Linked DNA regions of Mus musculus: region 2 is linked to region 1. Evidence: chromatin loops called from intact Hi-C (ENCODE). Cell type or tissue: left cerebral cortex. All regions are shown on one strand.

Region 1 (8,000 bases):
ATCTTGTTAGACCTAGTGATAAGAGAAAGCAACTATTTAGAAGTTGGACTGTTGCTGTAGTAATTCTGATCACATGGTTGACTCTTAGTACTCTGAAGCCAGTGTCCAGAAAGAATATGGAGTTTAGACATCATTGGTCAGAACAACAGAGGTGAGTGGGTCATTCTGGTGGAAGTTTGGGAGATAAGAATGTAGATAGAAATGTGGACAAGGTGGATCAGAGCATGAGTTTCAAATGGGAGCACAGGAATAAGAATTGTATTAGACACCATTCGTGTTATGTTACGGTAAAAAATGGCTACATTTTCTCATGTTCTGAAAATCAGAGTGAGACTGAATTCAAAAGTAACAGATTAATTTATTTGAAACAGGAAATTTTAGGCTGTAGAATGGTTATTACTCACAACTTTTAGCCAGATTTATAGGAAGAAACTAAAGCATGAAGATATGACAAATATATACTTTACTAAGGAAAGAAGGATTAACTCATTAAAGCAACAGACTAGGCAGATGTGCCGTCTCAGAGAAATGCTGAACTTGGTGTTAGGATGATAGCAAAGATGTCTAAAGGGCTAGACCCCACTTGTGGAAGGCTCTAGTTTTAAAAAGGCAAATCCCTTTTAAAAATGTTTTCTTTTAAAAGAGTGTGTCTAAGATCACAAAGCATCATGGGCTCTCTGCTCCAACAGGGCTGCCCGGGGATCCAGATACCCAGACAACACTGATGTCACGTCCAAGGGGGCCCAGCTACAGCTTGAGCTGGCAGGGAAAGTCTGCTGCTATTCACTCAATACTGACACTGCAGTCTTTGCTGACAGCTAGAGTTGTGGGTTCATGGAGGCTTATACTGAGGTGCCAGGGTAAAAAAAAATTCTTGTGTAGCCAAGCAATACATAGCATAGTCATACTCTTCTTATGTCCTCTCTTGGGGATATACTGTGTGACTCTGTGAAGATGAAGACTAAGTCACAGTGGCAACCTCAGATGCTCGGGGCTACGCATAGCCTGAAACATGCACCACAGAAAAGCAGCCGCTCAAAAGAGAGGCCATGTTTGCTGCATATGGCAGCATAGGCAAGGCTGGCTCCTCCTGGGATGACCCACATGTCACCATACGCTTAGGGATCTAGACATGGAGATGCAGGGTTGAGTGTTTGCCCTGCTGGATTCTGGTCTGATCTTTCCTTTCTAGCCTCCATTTTTACTCTTTTCCATTGCATATTGGAAAGACGAGAGACTTTACTTATCTATTTTTTACAGGAGCTCTTGGTTAAGAGTTTGTTTCAAGTCTCGGTAAAAACTATCTTTTACCATTATTGGGGCCATTAAAACTATGAGGACTCTTGAAGTTGCACGGAATGCATTTTTGCACCATGAGATGGACCTGGGCCCATGAAGACGAATGCAAAAGTAATGATTTCAATGTAAAATTTCCTGTACAGGCTCATGTGTTTGAATACTCTAATTGGTGACATTGCTTTGGAAGGCTGGGGAACCTTTAAGAACTAGGTGCTGGACAGGCACTTGAAAGTTTAGCCCAAGCTTGGTTCGGATCTAGCTTTCTCTGCTTCCTGTGAGAAATACTGCCTTGGGCTCTCACCCATGCAGACTGAACTGCTCCCCCACACATCCTCCTCTCAGCATGATGGACTGAAATCCCTTGAAACTGTGAGGTGAAAACAAGTCTTTCCTCTCTTAAGTGATTCCTGTCAGGGACTTACCCACAGTGATGAAAAAAATAGCAAGCACCAGGTCTATAGTTTTTAGTTCTGCCAATTGCTTTGCCAGCCTTTTCTTCAGTCCAGTAGTGAGTAAGGTGTCCTACCTACATTTGACATGTTCATTAGGGGCCAACACATGGCAGAGAGTGACACTATCTAATCCAATCACGTCCAGTAAATCTTCAACCCTCTATCAGGAATCACCAATAAAGTGTAAACTGCCAATACTACGTAATATGGCTATTTGGGTAGACCTCCCAGGCTGTGTGGTGTGCTCCCTCCACTCTATGATTTCAGAAACTCTCAGGAAAGACATGGCATAATGTCTGAAGACTGTGCCACACTTAAGAGATGTTACTGTGCGTTTGCAGCGCATCAGTAGCTGGAATCGTAAAACTGATAGCCAGGCATCACAATATTTAATTTAGGAATACCGCTCAAGATATGTTAAAGTGGCTCCAGGCTGCCTCTCGAAGGCAGCAGATAAACGACAATCTTGTATTTAGTTTTGTCTTAGTGGATTTTGAATTTGTTACCTGAACAGAAACCACTGCATAGCTCTTTGATGTGGTAGAAGGTTGAGGGTCACAACTGTGTATCTACTGCTAATTATTTATTCCTTAAGGCAGAAACCTAGCTGTCCTGGTTGGCTTTTGTCAACTGGTCACAAGTTGATCTGGGAAGAGGAATGTCAGTTGAGAAAAATGCCACAATCAGATTGACATGTGGATAAGTTTGTGGATCTCTCTCTCTCAGCAGATTCATATACACATTTATTAATTTCCCCAAAAAGTTTGCATTTCTTTTAATTAATTAATTATACATCTTGACCTCAGTTTCTCCTCCCTTCTTTCCTCCCAGCTCCACCTGCCCAACCTCTTCTACCTCCATTTTTCTTCAGGAAAGGGCAGGCCTCCTATGGATAAAACCATGCATGACGTATTGAATTGCAGTAAGACTAGGCACCCCCCTCTCCTATTGAGGCTAGACAAGGTAATCAGACAGAGGACAGGGTCCAAATGCAGACAGCAGAGTCCTAGACAAAGGTGGAGCATTTTCTTGATCAAAGATTGACATTGGAGGCCCCAGCCCACTTTGGAAAGTGGCACCCTTGGGTAGGTGGTCCCAGGTTGTATAGTATACAAGCCAAGCAAGCCGTGGAGTGCGGGCCAGTAAGCAGCATGAGGCATTCTCTGGTGCCTGCCTGAGTCCCTGCTCTGTCCCTCCATGACAGAGTATACTATGTACTAGGAAAATAAACTCTTTTCTCCCCAAGTTGCCTCTGGTCTTTGTGTTTATCATGGCAACCGAAACCTAATTAAGATGTAGCAAAAAGGGGTTTCAGCTTTGTCCTTGACGTTGAAAAGTGCATGCTACCCTATCCAATTCTTCTTGCCATTCTTAAAGTGGAGAGATCCTACCAAGGAAGCCTGAAAAGCTTACCAGCGAATCGGAACAAAACAGACGGAAAGAAGACGAGCAATCCTAAGACGATAGAGGAGGATATTTCAAATGACTTCTTTGGCATCTCATGTTCTTTCAGTCGCTATAGAGCCCTTGCCACAAGTAGGTCCTGTGGTGGGTTACAAAGAAGGTACATGAGACTGAACAAGAGTTCCGGAATAGCTAACCACAGCACGGGAAGGAATGAAGTCCACGCTAAATGCAGAGAGGAGAGAACAATAACTAGTGGCCACAACCTGCCCTTGGAGGCAGCTTCTAAGACAGAGCTTCATGTGCTTTCAGACGAAAGGCTATTAAAATCCAGTGTTCTGCTTGGGAGGCTTAAGAATGAGCCTTGTTGCCAACTGGGCATGAGAGATGTATAATGAAACTCATTTAATGAGGCTTTCAGAAAGCGGGAGTGCTTTGACTAGAGGCAACTTCCATTTGTCTGGTCATCGCTGTGGTTTGCTCTTAAGCAAAGGGCTTTGTTGTAAACACATTCCTTTTTTTTCCAAGAGGGCTCCACCTACAATAGAAGGAGCTTGCAGTTTGCTATGCTGACCAAAAGAGGGCACTTGGAGCTTTCTGATTTCTGTTGGAGGGCATTGGAGCAGGCGTTTGGCTGAGGTTTGTCCAGGTCCTTTCCAACTTCCATAGAGAAGTTAGGTGCAGTTAAACAGGGCTTGGATGTAGTCCTCTCTGGTCTTTTCTAACTAAAGACTTGTGTTCACATTGGTATGTGTGGACCTAATATTAGCAAATTCTTATTTTTGTTTCCTGGTGGATTTGTTTAAAATCAATATTTTAATGTGAAGAGGAGCTGCTGTTTTGATGGACAAAGAAAAACTCAGCAGAGAAAGGAATGATATTTATGCTCACCCTGAAAATGTACCCCTGTGAGACCCTTTGCCAAAACTCGGCTCTGCTGTGATTTGTTTGGACGTTTGACTGGGAGAGGATTTTCTCTTTCCTTTGGTTCCCATCAATGTCCCTTTCCTGTCTCTTAGTTGAGGATGTTGTATTGTTTTGAAGTCTATGGACTGTGGCAGCTCGTATAAAGTTCCGAAGATAGGGCCATTAAGCTTTAAAGTGACATCCTGGAGGTTGGTTTGTGGGACTTGTATAAACATGACTGACCAGCACCAAGTGATTGCAAGGATTAGGCTTACTATTTTGTTTTGCCTTTAAGGGCAATCCTGCGTAGGGGCCAGGAAGGACTAGGAGAGATCTGAGGTAAGATCAAGGACTCCCTAAGAATTGCTACTAATCCTGTAAAGACAAAACAATGAAGTGGCCAGTCTGGTGAAAGCTAGGCTGTGGGAGCTTTAGCCTCCAACCAAATTGAGTTGTGCGATGATCTGTGAGCTCTGCTTTTCTGCCTCTTAGTCATCTTCCAGTTACACATCCAAAACAGAACTGGTCTTTCAGCCTTTTCTAATGGCATTTTGTCTCATTCATCTTAGTCCCCCGTGCTAAGCACAGCCTCTGACACACAGCCATAGTCTCTCAAACATCGGTTTAATGAATGAAAGAAGTAAAAAGTGAGCAATTTTCTGAGGAACTGCCAGACTGATTTCCAGAGTGGTTGTACAAGCTTGCAATCCCACCAACAATAGAAAATTGGACATAGTACTACCGGAGGATCCCGCAATACCTCTCCTGGGCATATATCCAGAAGATGTCCCAACCGGTAAGAAGAACACATGCTCCACTATGTTCATAGCAGCCTTGTTTATAATAGCCAGAAGCTGGAAAGAACCCAGATGCCCCTCAACAGAGGAATGGATACAGAAAATGTGGTACATTTACACAATGGAATACTACTCAGCTATTAAAAAAATGAATTTATGAAATTCCTAGGCAAATGGATGGACCTGGAGGGTATCATCCTGAGTGAAGTAACCCAATCACAAAGGAACTTGCACAATATGTACTCACTGATAAGTGGATATTAGCCCAGAAACTTAGGATACCCAAGATATAAGATACAAATTGCCAAACGCATGAAATTCAAGAAGAACGAAGTGTGGACACTTTACCCTTTCTTAGAAATGGGAACAAAACACCCATAGAAGGAGTTACAGAGACAAAATTTGGAGCTGTGACGAAAGGATGGACCATCTAGTGACTGCCATATGCAGGGATCCATCCCATAATCAGCTTCCAAATGCTGACACCATTGCATACACTAGCAAGATTTCGCTGAAAGGACCCAGTTATAGCTCTCTCTTGTGAGACTATGCCGGGGCCTAGCAAACACAGAAGTGGATGATCACAGTCAGCTATTGGATGGGTCACACGGCCCCTAATGGAGGAGCTAGAGAAATTACCCAAGGAGCTATAGGGAACTGCAACCCTATAGGTGGAACAACAATATGAACTAACCAGTACCCGGGAGCTCTTGTCTTTAGCTGCATATGTATCAAAAGATGGCCTAGTCGGCCATCACTGCAAAGAGAGGCCCATTGGACTTGCAAACTTTATATGCCCCAGTACAGGGGAACGCCAGGGCCAAAAAGGGGGAGTGGGTGGGTAGGGGATTGGGGGTGGGTGGGTATGGGGGACCTTTGGGATAGCATTGAAAATGTAAATGAGGAAAATACCTAATTTAAAAAGAATAAATAAATCTAAAAAAAAAAAAAAGTGAGCAATGCTGTTTGAAAAGAAAGAACACTTTAGTAGCTGACACTTTATTGACTCACATTTCTGATAATATAATGATAACAATGCCTAACATATATAGAATGCTTATGAAACTCAGTGTATATTCTCATAGTTTTGTCCTCAGATCTGTAATTGAGGAAACAGGGCTTCACCAACCTAAAATGGAATTTTAAGGTTAGATATTACCAGGGGACCCTATAATTTGATCCTCAGTGTGAATAGTTTTGAGAGTAAATGCAAGCATCATTTAGTATGCCAGATCAACGGCACAAATAAGACTTTGCTGGGAAAGTCAGTGTATGACTATACTGCCAATAACTGACAAAGAGCGTCTAGTTCTTCTGACTCTGTGTTCATTGTACTGCAGTGTCTCATAGGATAAGTAGACTTTCTGTTTCTTCCATTGTTAAGGACCCTCCAAGAAAACATACAATTCTCAACATACACATATCAAACTCAGGAGCATCCAATCCCGTAAAAACAAATATTAATAGAGAGTAAGCCACAGATTAACCCAATACAGTAATTGTGGGTGGTTTAAAGACTCCACTTTCCCCAATGGGCATACCATCTAGACAAAACAAACAAGCAAACAAACAAATAAAATAACAAACAAACAAACAAACAAAAATCAAAGAAATATCAGAGTGAAGTGGTTATTATTAACCAAGAGGCCCTGGGAAGCATCTACAGAATATATATTCCACTCTACAGTTACAGAATGCACATTCTTTTCAGTTTCCCATGAAAGTGTCTCTAAAATGGACCACATACTAGAACACAAAGCAAACCTCAACAAATTTACGAAAACTGAAATTACTACATGTATTCTTCCTGACCACACTAGAATGAAGCTTGGGTTCACAGAAGAAAAAAAAAAAAGCCACAACATAAACAAGCTCACTGAGATCAAATAAAACTCTAGTGAATGAAGAATGTCTCATAAACAAACTCACTGAGATCAAACAAAACTCTAGTGAATGAAGAATGTCTCATTGAAGAAATCAAGAAGGAAATAACAACTGCTAGAGTTAAATGAAAATGAAGACACAACATGCACAAATCTCTTGGAAACAATGATGGCAGTCCCAAGAGGCAAAATTATACCTCTAAGTGCCTACACTAAATAATAAGAAAGACCACAAACAAATAACTTAATGGTGTCCCCCAAGATTTTGGAAAAACAAAAACAAAGTCTAAAAGCTGTAGATTGGAAGAAATAATCAAAACCAAAGCAGAGCTCAATGAAGTGGAAGCCAACTTTAAAAACTAATACAAAGAATCAATAGTTTGTTCTTTGAAAAGATAGTTAACCAGAAGAAAGGCAGACAGCCCAAATTAACAAGATTAGAGACAAATAAGAGACATCACAACAGATAACAAGGAAATTCAGAAAAATCATAAGGCTATACTTTGAAAACTTGTATTCCACTTAGTTGGGTTCTTAAGAGATTGTGGGTTTTTAAGGAGATAGAATGTTAAAGTAGCCATGAAGGCCTGTTGAGAAAAAAATTCTTTCTTGTCAAGAGAATAAATCTCTGTTCTGGGTGTAGTCCTAACATTCTAGTTAGGGCCACACCAATTTTTCTGAGCAAGAAACCACCCCTTGGAAGATGATCACACCTGAAATCATACTATGAGATAGATAGAATAATTAATTATTCATACTAGGGGCATAACTCATGATTATTGAGCTAATTTCCATACTTAATGTAATCCCAGTCAAAAGTTTCATGCTGTTCTTTACAGAAACACAAGAAACAACCTTAAAGTTTATATGGAAGTATAAACGACACTGTGTAGTCAAGGGAATCCTGAGCAAAGGGCGTAATGCTGGAAGCATTACCACACCCAATCTAAAGTTATACTATAGGGCTATAGTAATAAGAACAGCATGCCACTGGCACAAAAGAAGACATGTAAATCATTGTATTTAATTCCATGAAATTACTGTCACCTGATTTTTTGTGAAAGATGCAGAAAACACATAGAGGGGATAACATATTAAACAAAAGGTACTGGGAAAACTGGATATCTACATGCCAAAGAACAAACTTAGATTGCTCAACAACAATCAACCTCAAATGAATTAAAGACCTCAACGTTAAGCTTTAGACTCTGATATGGCATATGGGGTACGATTCAAGACACAGGAGTAGGACATCCTGT
Region 2 (8,000 bases), 1.3 Mb after region 1:
GATGAACTCAAAATAATCTCATGAAGATGTCAACCAATACCACCCTTAAATCTTCAGAGGTGAAGGAAGTGTCTGCCTTGAGACTCTTGAATTGCCAAACAGCTCATCTGGCTTCTTTTGAATAGTCATATTATTAGTCTTAGAATGTTGCAAACATTGTAAATAACATTATTATGTTATGGCACCCATACAATGTGCAAGGATGTGGACATAATTTCATGTTTCTAGTACCTGTAAAAAAAATGATGTGAATGTACGCACCTGTAATCATAATGCTGGGCTTGGGGGGGGAGATGGAGACAAACGGGCTACTGAGCTCACTGCTAAGCCAGCTTAGACAAATCAGTGAGCTCCAAGTTCACTGAGAAGCCTTGCTTCAAAAATAAGGTGGAAAGCAGTAGAGGAGGACACTCAGTGTTGACCTCTCGTCTCCACATGCCGGAGCACACATGTGCATGAACATCCTTGTACATATGTGCACATACATGAATGCATACACAGTCATACACATAGAATTGCATATGCTCACTTTCATCAAAATTAAAAGGACCCTGTCCACTATGACTTTCCCCCACTTTAATCTGGTATAGTTTCATATTAGAATGAAAGATTTCCTATTTTACATTTCTCCAGCCTTTTATACTTAACATTTTGTTAGAAATATTTTCCCACAGCATGCCAGGCAATTGAGATTCTTAGCAATTGTCCAATTTCTCCCCTTTGTGTGCTCCACACACGTGTAGCCAGCACTGTAAATTCTTGCATGCCACCTAAGCTACTTGGTTAACTCTTGGCCTAAGACGACAGTTGTCCACCCTAAGTCCACAAATATATAAATTAAACATATATACATATATTTATTTGTGCTTTAAAATTTAAAAGATACACATATGTCATTAGCATCGCTTTCCTAAACATTCATTTGTTATTAATTTATTCGCCCCTATTTTTTCCAGTGCCTACCATGAGTACAACATCATGTTCCTAGACACATTTTACAGACCAAGAAAATTATGCTTTAGAACATTTGTATAATGATAGCTAAATTTCACACTTACGAAATTACAAAAAGCTGTGTAAAGATTCAAGGGTCTTTGAAGCCCTCTTTGGTTCCACTTACTTGTCATTATTTAATCAGAAAGGAGCCTTATTGGGACGCATATGGTGTAAATAGTTCAAACGAGAGAGATTTGGATGTCTTCAAGACAGAGGGTTTTCTTACACTTCAGCCTTTAGAATGTTGTGTTTCATTTTCCCTCAGCTTGGCACATTTTGGAGGGTGGAATGTCATTTTTCCTTACACCAGAAATTAACTGTTTTTTTTTTTCTTTTCTCTTTTCATGGAAGAATTTTCTTTTGTATGGAATTCTTCTGATTTGCAGGAATCTGTACATTTGTAAACGCAGCATGCATGCTTTTAAAACCTCATCCCACAAGAGAGAACTTGTCCTCTTCTCCTGATTCGAATGGAATTGAGCTTTAGAAGAACAGGTTCGTGCACAGCCTGGAAATCTCAAAACTGAATGAAAGGAGAGCTTTGGTTATTCCACCAAAGACTGGCTGCAGAGGCTCTGCTGGGAAAGGGGACAGCAAGAGAGAGGATTTGAACTCACCCGAAGGCTTACTGAGTTGAGGTGCTTTTCGTTGAGGTAAGTAAAAGTCAGTTCAAGTTTCTTGTAGGGCAAAAAGAGGCGTTGCCACCTCTTCATTTATGATCCTAGATACTCTGAATTTTAATTTTGAATAGAAGCATGACACACTCTCTGACTCAAATCATTATGTTCTCTCCCTTAATTTTTTTTCTCTCTTCCTGTTTGAAGACTTGTGAGAAACAGATATAAAGCTGAAAGCATCAAGTGGAACATGTAACAGGAGAAATTCTGGCTACTTCAAGCTTTTCCTTAGAAATGATTTGTTTCTTTTTCATCTAATCTGACTGCAATGAAAACATACATAAAACCCTACTGGGCTGCTGAGATTAACTTTTGCTCAGAGGGAAAACCTATTTTCTAATCCCACCCCCCCTTTTTTTTGTTCTCTCTCATATTTTAAAAAGTCTCCTCTGCGATCAGCCAAAGACTGTGTGACGAGGATCTATCCTGTTCTGTCTTTATACCATCGATCTAGGTAGTACCTGCCAGGCCCCTGCTTGTAGACAGTAAGGCCCCCTCTTTTTAAATGCCGGATTTTGTCTTGTTGTTATATTTTATGTTGATCATCAATTAACTCTAAGCTGCCTTTAAACTTAAGTGCTTTTTACACGGAGTGAACCAGCACACTGAGTATGCTTTGAATAGAAGCTTTGCTAAGGGCCCTACTCCCAGTCTTTCAGAGTTGGAGGATGTTTTTATAGCATCTTTGGTTGGTTGCCGACAAGTGCCTTCAATATAAATTGCCCAACTTTATTTATTCTTCTATAAAATGTACAATCAGTGTTTCAAACCTTTTTCTCGATATCTTGATATTTAATGTTGACTATTAGGACATTATTGGGGAATCAAAATTATTGAAATAGTAATTAGTTTTGGATTTTATGCCGATGGTGGACTTTTTACTTCCACTGGCTGGCTTTATGCCTTTTGCAAATCAATCAGTTACACTGTGAGTAGTGTGATTTGAATATAAGTCAATATTATGTAGAGGTTTTTTTTTTTTTTTTTTTTAAGATTCACTCATAGTATGCTTCAATTTTGAGCCTACTTGAGTAATGTTTTAAAAGTCTTAGCTAGTGGAGTACTATGAATCTATAGTCTCTATCGTCTAAATAAATGGCAAGGCCATATGAAACAAGTTTTATTAACTACTTGTATTCATTAGTAATAAAAACAATAAGAAAATTGAAACTTTTTGAGTTTTTACAATGTGGAGGTCCAATATTGTTTTTAAAGGCATTTAATTTAAACCTTATAGCCTCATTAAATACAAGGTGAAAGCTACTTTTCTAAGGCTGTACTTACATTAATTCATGAAGGTCGGAATCAGATATCATCCGTGAAATTCCAGAGTCCATGTTTTGTATCTATAGCTAATAACTGCAAATGTACTTGGTGTGTCTTATTTACAGCTATCAAAGTAAAACCATTTCCCCATAAAACATCAATGGATTAGACAGTTAAAGACAGGATACAACAGAGTCACAGTAGAAAAATGGAAGCAAGGTTATTAAAATTGAAAACCAAAAGATTGGTATTAATTACTACTATAGAAGGTACATTTGGAAATTTTCTAATTGACAAGGAAAACAAACAAACAAGAAAGGAAGTGATAGGCTACTTGGCTCTCATTTCACCAAAAAGCTTCAGACACTCCATTTCAAATATCAACGATTTACAACACATGTCTACCCTTCTAGCCCTAATCCATTTAGTAATTATTCATTTAATTTTAGTTATGTGTATGTCTGTATGTATATATGAGTAGTATGTGCATGTTAAGTGCAGACATAACCATGATACCAGAAGCATCAGATAACCCAGGACCTGGAGTTGCAATCAGTTGTGAACCACCCAGCATAGGTGCTAGGAATTGAACTCAGGTCTCCTGCAAAAGCATTATATGACCACTGAGCCATTTTTTTCCCAGAAATGTATCAACTATGTCTTATGGTCCTGGTATCTTGAGGACTCAGTGATAAGTAAAATTGCTCTTTGTTTTTATGGAGTGTGTAATAAGAGATGAAATAGCCATTGAATCTTTATTAGTCTGTAGTTAGTAGTATTATGCGTTCTGGATTATTATGATGAATAAGGAAAGAAAAGCAGATTTATGAGAGCATGTGTCAAAAGAAAGTGGTCTAGACTTGGAATCCTGAAGAGCATCCCCAAACAAGTGGAGCTAGAGCTGAAGCTAAAAGGCTAAACATAGATCTCGTGGCACTAGCTTCCTGGAGGTACAGAGTCTTCAGCCCCAGCCTGGACCAGCTAAACCAGAGCCTGCATTTTAGCAAGAGCCTAAGGTGGCACTTCTGACATAATCCTTAGAGGGCACAGACCTAAGGAAAGGGTGAGGAACTAGTAAAGGATCAACATTTTCAAAGACTCTAAGGTTGGGGGTTGGTGAGGCAGGGAAATGGTCTAGGAAGAAAACGGTCTATGCACACGACACCGCATGAGCAGGCTGGGTAAGACTGAGAAATGCTCACATCTGTGGTGATTTCTGAGCAAAGGGGAAATATCTGATTTGTCCTTGGAAACATCATATGTCCTTGGAAACATATGGAGCCCAAAAAGGGGACAGCTAGAGAACAAGGCAGTTATAGGTGTGGAGACTGGAAATATGAACTGGGGAGTGAGAGTGAATAAAATGTTGGACAAACACTTTGGCAAGATGCAAATTGTTTTTCATAGGGCCTTCTCAGATACTGAATTTCCAACACACTTGCAAATTCAGTTCAGCTTTTTAATAGAAAGATTAATGTCATCTGACTTCATTATTTCATTGTTTAATACAGTTACTAGAATACAGATGGGAGAATCAGGGGAAACTGAGAGTCGACAGGTTTTGTGTTGCGGGAGGAGGCTATTGAGCACACATAAGGGGCCGTAGGTTGGGTAGTAACAATTACTGCTTACAGTTCAACATGGTTTTGGATGTTCTCAAACACTGATAGCTTGTCCTGACTTTACTTTGCTAGTGTTAAAGGAGATGTATAAAACTGAATTCCAAACACATATAACATGGATGCTATTCTTATAAAATTTAAGACATTTTTTAGTGTAAAAATGGCTTTCATTAGACAGACTCATATATATGTGCATATATATACTTGTATTTTTTATATTTTGCTCATATTAGTTTCTCTTTCAATAACTCTGCTGTATAGAGTCCTTTTTCTGCTTTCATGAAATATCACACACACACATATATAGATGTGTATATATGTGTGTGTATATATATGTGTGTGTATATATATATATTTATTATAAAGGAAAATGTAATTTACCTGTCCCCTCATTAAATTTTTTCTTCTACTTCATGCTCTCTCTTTCTCTTTATATATACAATATGTTTGAGGTTCTGTTATACATATGAGAGAAAATATGCAATATTTGTGTTTCTGAGACTGTCATATTTTTGAAACAAACTACTGTCATTCATTTTCCTGCATATGTCATAATTTTATTTTTCTTTGCAACCAAATAAAACCCCATTGTGACTGCGTACCACGTTTTCCTTACTCATCTGTTCATTCATGGGCCTCTGAGAGGTCTAATCTTAGCTTCTGTGAATGATACAGTAATAAATGGAGACATACAGGCCCATCTGGGAGGCAGCATGGCATTGTCTATTACTGATTGCTTATCCCAATGTAATGTTTAAATTAATATTTATCATAAAGCAGTGGGCTTTATTATGGGATTTTTCATATATACTTTGTTTTTGGTGATCCTCTTTCCCTATTCAGTTCCCTCCCCACTCCCCTGACCTTCCAGCTGGTTCTCTTTCTATTCTCCCACAAGCCTCCTGCTTTCCTCTCTCTCTCTCTCTCTCTCTCTCTCTCTCTCTCTCTCTCTCTCTCTCTCTCTCACACACACACACACACACACACAAGGCCTGGTACTCTGTTGTTTTCTCTTCCCTAACCCTTCTTAAGACCCCCTTTTCCCTTTCCTCACCCTTTTCTGGTTTTGTAACCTATATCTTCCTCCAAACACTCTGCCAGATGTACAAGTTGAAGAATAATATTCTATCATGAATTAGAATTATTGGCATGGCCAACTTTATTCAAAAAGCATATCCTACCTCTATGAGGGAAGTAGTGAAAGGTAGATCTAGATGGTCCCATAACTTTCATTTTGTTCAACTAAAGGACAAATGCAAATGTTAGCAATTTATAATTTGGAAGCTATGACTTGAGTAGGAAATTTAAGTGTATATTTTATCTATAATTATGTATTTATGAGAACATATATATGTATCTTAAAGAGTAAGCCAAAGTGCCTCAAGAACATAATATAGTGGGTAAAGGAATTAGCAGGAGTCGATGTATCTTCGGGATGGAGAATAAAGATGATTGAAACATGAATAGTCCCTGCAAGAGTGAGAGCAGTGGCTGTTACCAGCAATTTACTATGAATGAGCCTATCTAGACTTTACATAACACACAGTACACAACATACAATATGTAACAAAGCAGATCCAGCAATCTTGTGTTTGGACATTGTTAATGTTTTTCTATTACTTTTGACAGTGCTTAATCAATAAGGAGATCTTCTACTTTAATAGAAAACTTGAAAATCAACAACAGAAATGGTTCATGTCTATTCCTCTCTCTCTCTCTCTCTCTCTCTCTCTCTCACACACACACACACACACACACACACACACAAACACACACGCACACACAATCACACACACATAGTAATGCTCTGCTCCCTCATACAGTTATTCTTTCTCACATAAGAAAGGGACAAGGGATAAGATACAGATTCATCTGCCATTCTAGTTTAAGTATTCTAATACCCTTTGACTGTAGGTGAGGGCTTTTGTATCATATGATCTGAAAAAGCAGAGTGATAATATTCACCGAGATGACAGGGCTGGGGAGGACAGGCAACACAAGTTGCTCAGCCTGCCACAGATGGTTGATTCTCCTGACCACCTCTGTTCTGAGTTAAAGGAACGAGTTCTATAATAGAGAAAGCAATGTTGTCCAGTTGGCAACGGCTGTGCCCCTCACACACTGCTCCTTCCAGTGCCCTCCCCTTCCTTCTGCCTGACCTTATCCTATGCCCTGGTTCTTGATTTTTATAATCCTGACTTCGTTCTAGTTTCAAATCTCTAATTTATTGTCCTTTAACATTAAACAGCCCTTGATAATTGTACCTTTGTTACAATCTAATGTTGGGCCCATGACATTGAACCTTGCTTGCATGTGAGTCAATCTGTCTAAATTTCTATTTTAGTACTTTCTTGCCTTTTGGAGGTATGTCTATTAGTAACGATCCTGTGACACTTTGCAATATCACAAATAGAAGGCAAAACACTAAAGAAAAATGTACATTTTAGGCATCAATTTAACACCCACTTTTAAAGATTGTGCCCGTGTATAATATAGTATTTTTTTCTAAAATTGCCAGGTTCTTCATTTCTGAAACTTTGATTTGATTTTCTGATCCATTCATTAAAATACAATAAATTCTGATTTCCCCAATATATACTGGTAAATGATATAATATATGATTAACACATTAATTAAGTTTTCATGTTTTTATTTGTCCAATGAATGGAATGGATTCTATAAAAGAAGATAATCTCAAAATAGGAGCTTAAGAAGGAAAATGGAACTTGATCTCATTTGTTGTGCTGACAAAGGTTTATTAGAAGAGTTTGAATGTGTTTCCCCACTGTATGTTATTTCTAGGAAGAAACGATAATGAGCTACTTATTGGGTTCTTATTTACATGCCTGTATTTAACATAAGACCATGGCTTGAGAAACTTGGATTACGGTGGTTATGGGGCTAAGTGTACTTTTCTAACGATCCTAAACTAATTAATATTTCAACGTTAGTGTCAATATTGAAATGACCTCATGATTTTAATTTCTCATGTCAAGTGTTTTTGGCTGCAATTATTACATACAGAAACTGTAATCTCTTAAGAGAGGAAACATCCTATGGAGATTAAAGCGCGGTGTGAATGACTGCACATGGAAGTACAGGTAAATGCCCTGAGAAGCCTCATTCTGTCTGCCCAGCACACAGCAGCACACGGTTTCCTATGGGTAAATCTAGGGTTGACTTCAATTTCATTCTCCTCTCCAATGAATGGGGGTGGTTCTAAACATAATCTCATGGAGGGGTGCTACCCAGCCCCTGCTGAGGATCAAACCCAGGGCCTAGTGCATACCAAGGAATGTCATTTTCCCACTGAGCTACAACACCTGCCCAAGGTTAGGGGGGACTGACTCTAATAGAGTCAAATAGTCAATTCAGCTTTTGTTGTTGAGGAAAAAAGAAATCCCATATCGCCCACAGTATCACGCTGTCAGAAGTGTGT

What was found. Hi-C counts contacts between places; a loop is a spot of excess contacts. Peaks named below come from ENCODE experiments on the same cell type or tissue, not always from the same donor. Only the 100,000 strongest peaks of a DNase experiment are listed, where the experiment ranks them.
Region 2: it touches region 1 in a loop (4-fold over the local background); 2 of 42 quality-filtered maps call a loop at or near these places.

Annotation. Positions count from the first base shown.
Region 1 is chr2:116,834,457-116,842,456 of GRCm38, reverse strand. All of the region lies in intron 3 of Gm13990 (a long non-coding RNA gene), which reads left to right. Among named protein-coding and RNA genes, the nearest start is that of Gm13990, 40 kb to the left of the region's middle. In left cerebral cortex, a CTCF peak has its summit at 3,729 (motif pointing right); a DNase peak (open chromatin) is centred at 3,741.
Region 2 is chr2:115,521,352-115,529,351 of GRCm38, reverse strand. No RefSeq gene overlaps it. Among named protein-coding and RNA genes, the nearest start is that of 3110099E03Rik, 13 kb to the right of the region's middle. In left cerebral cortex, no CTCF peak of the experiment used is centred here; no DNase peak of the experiment used is centred here.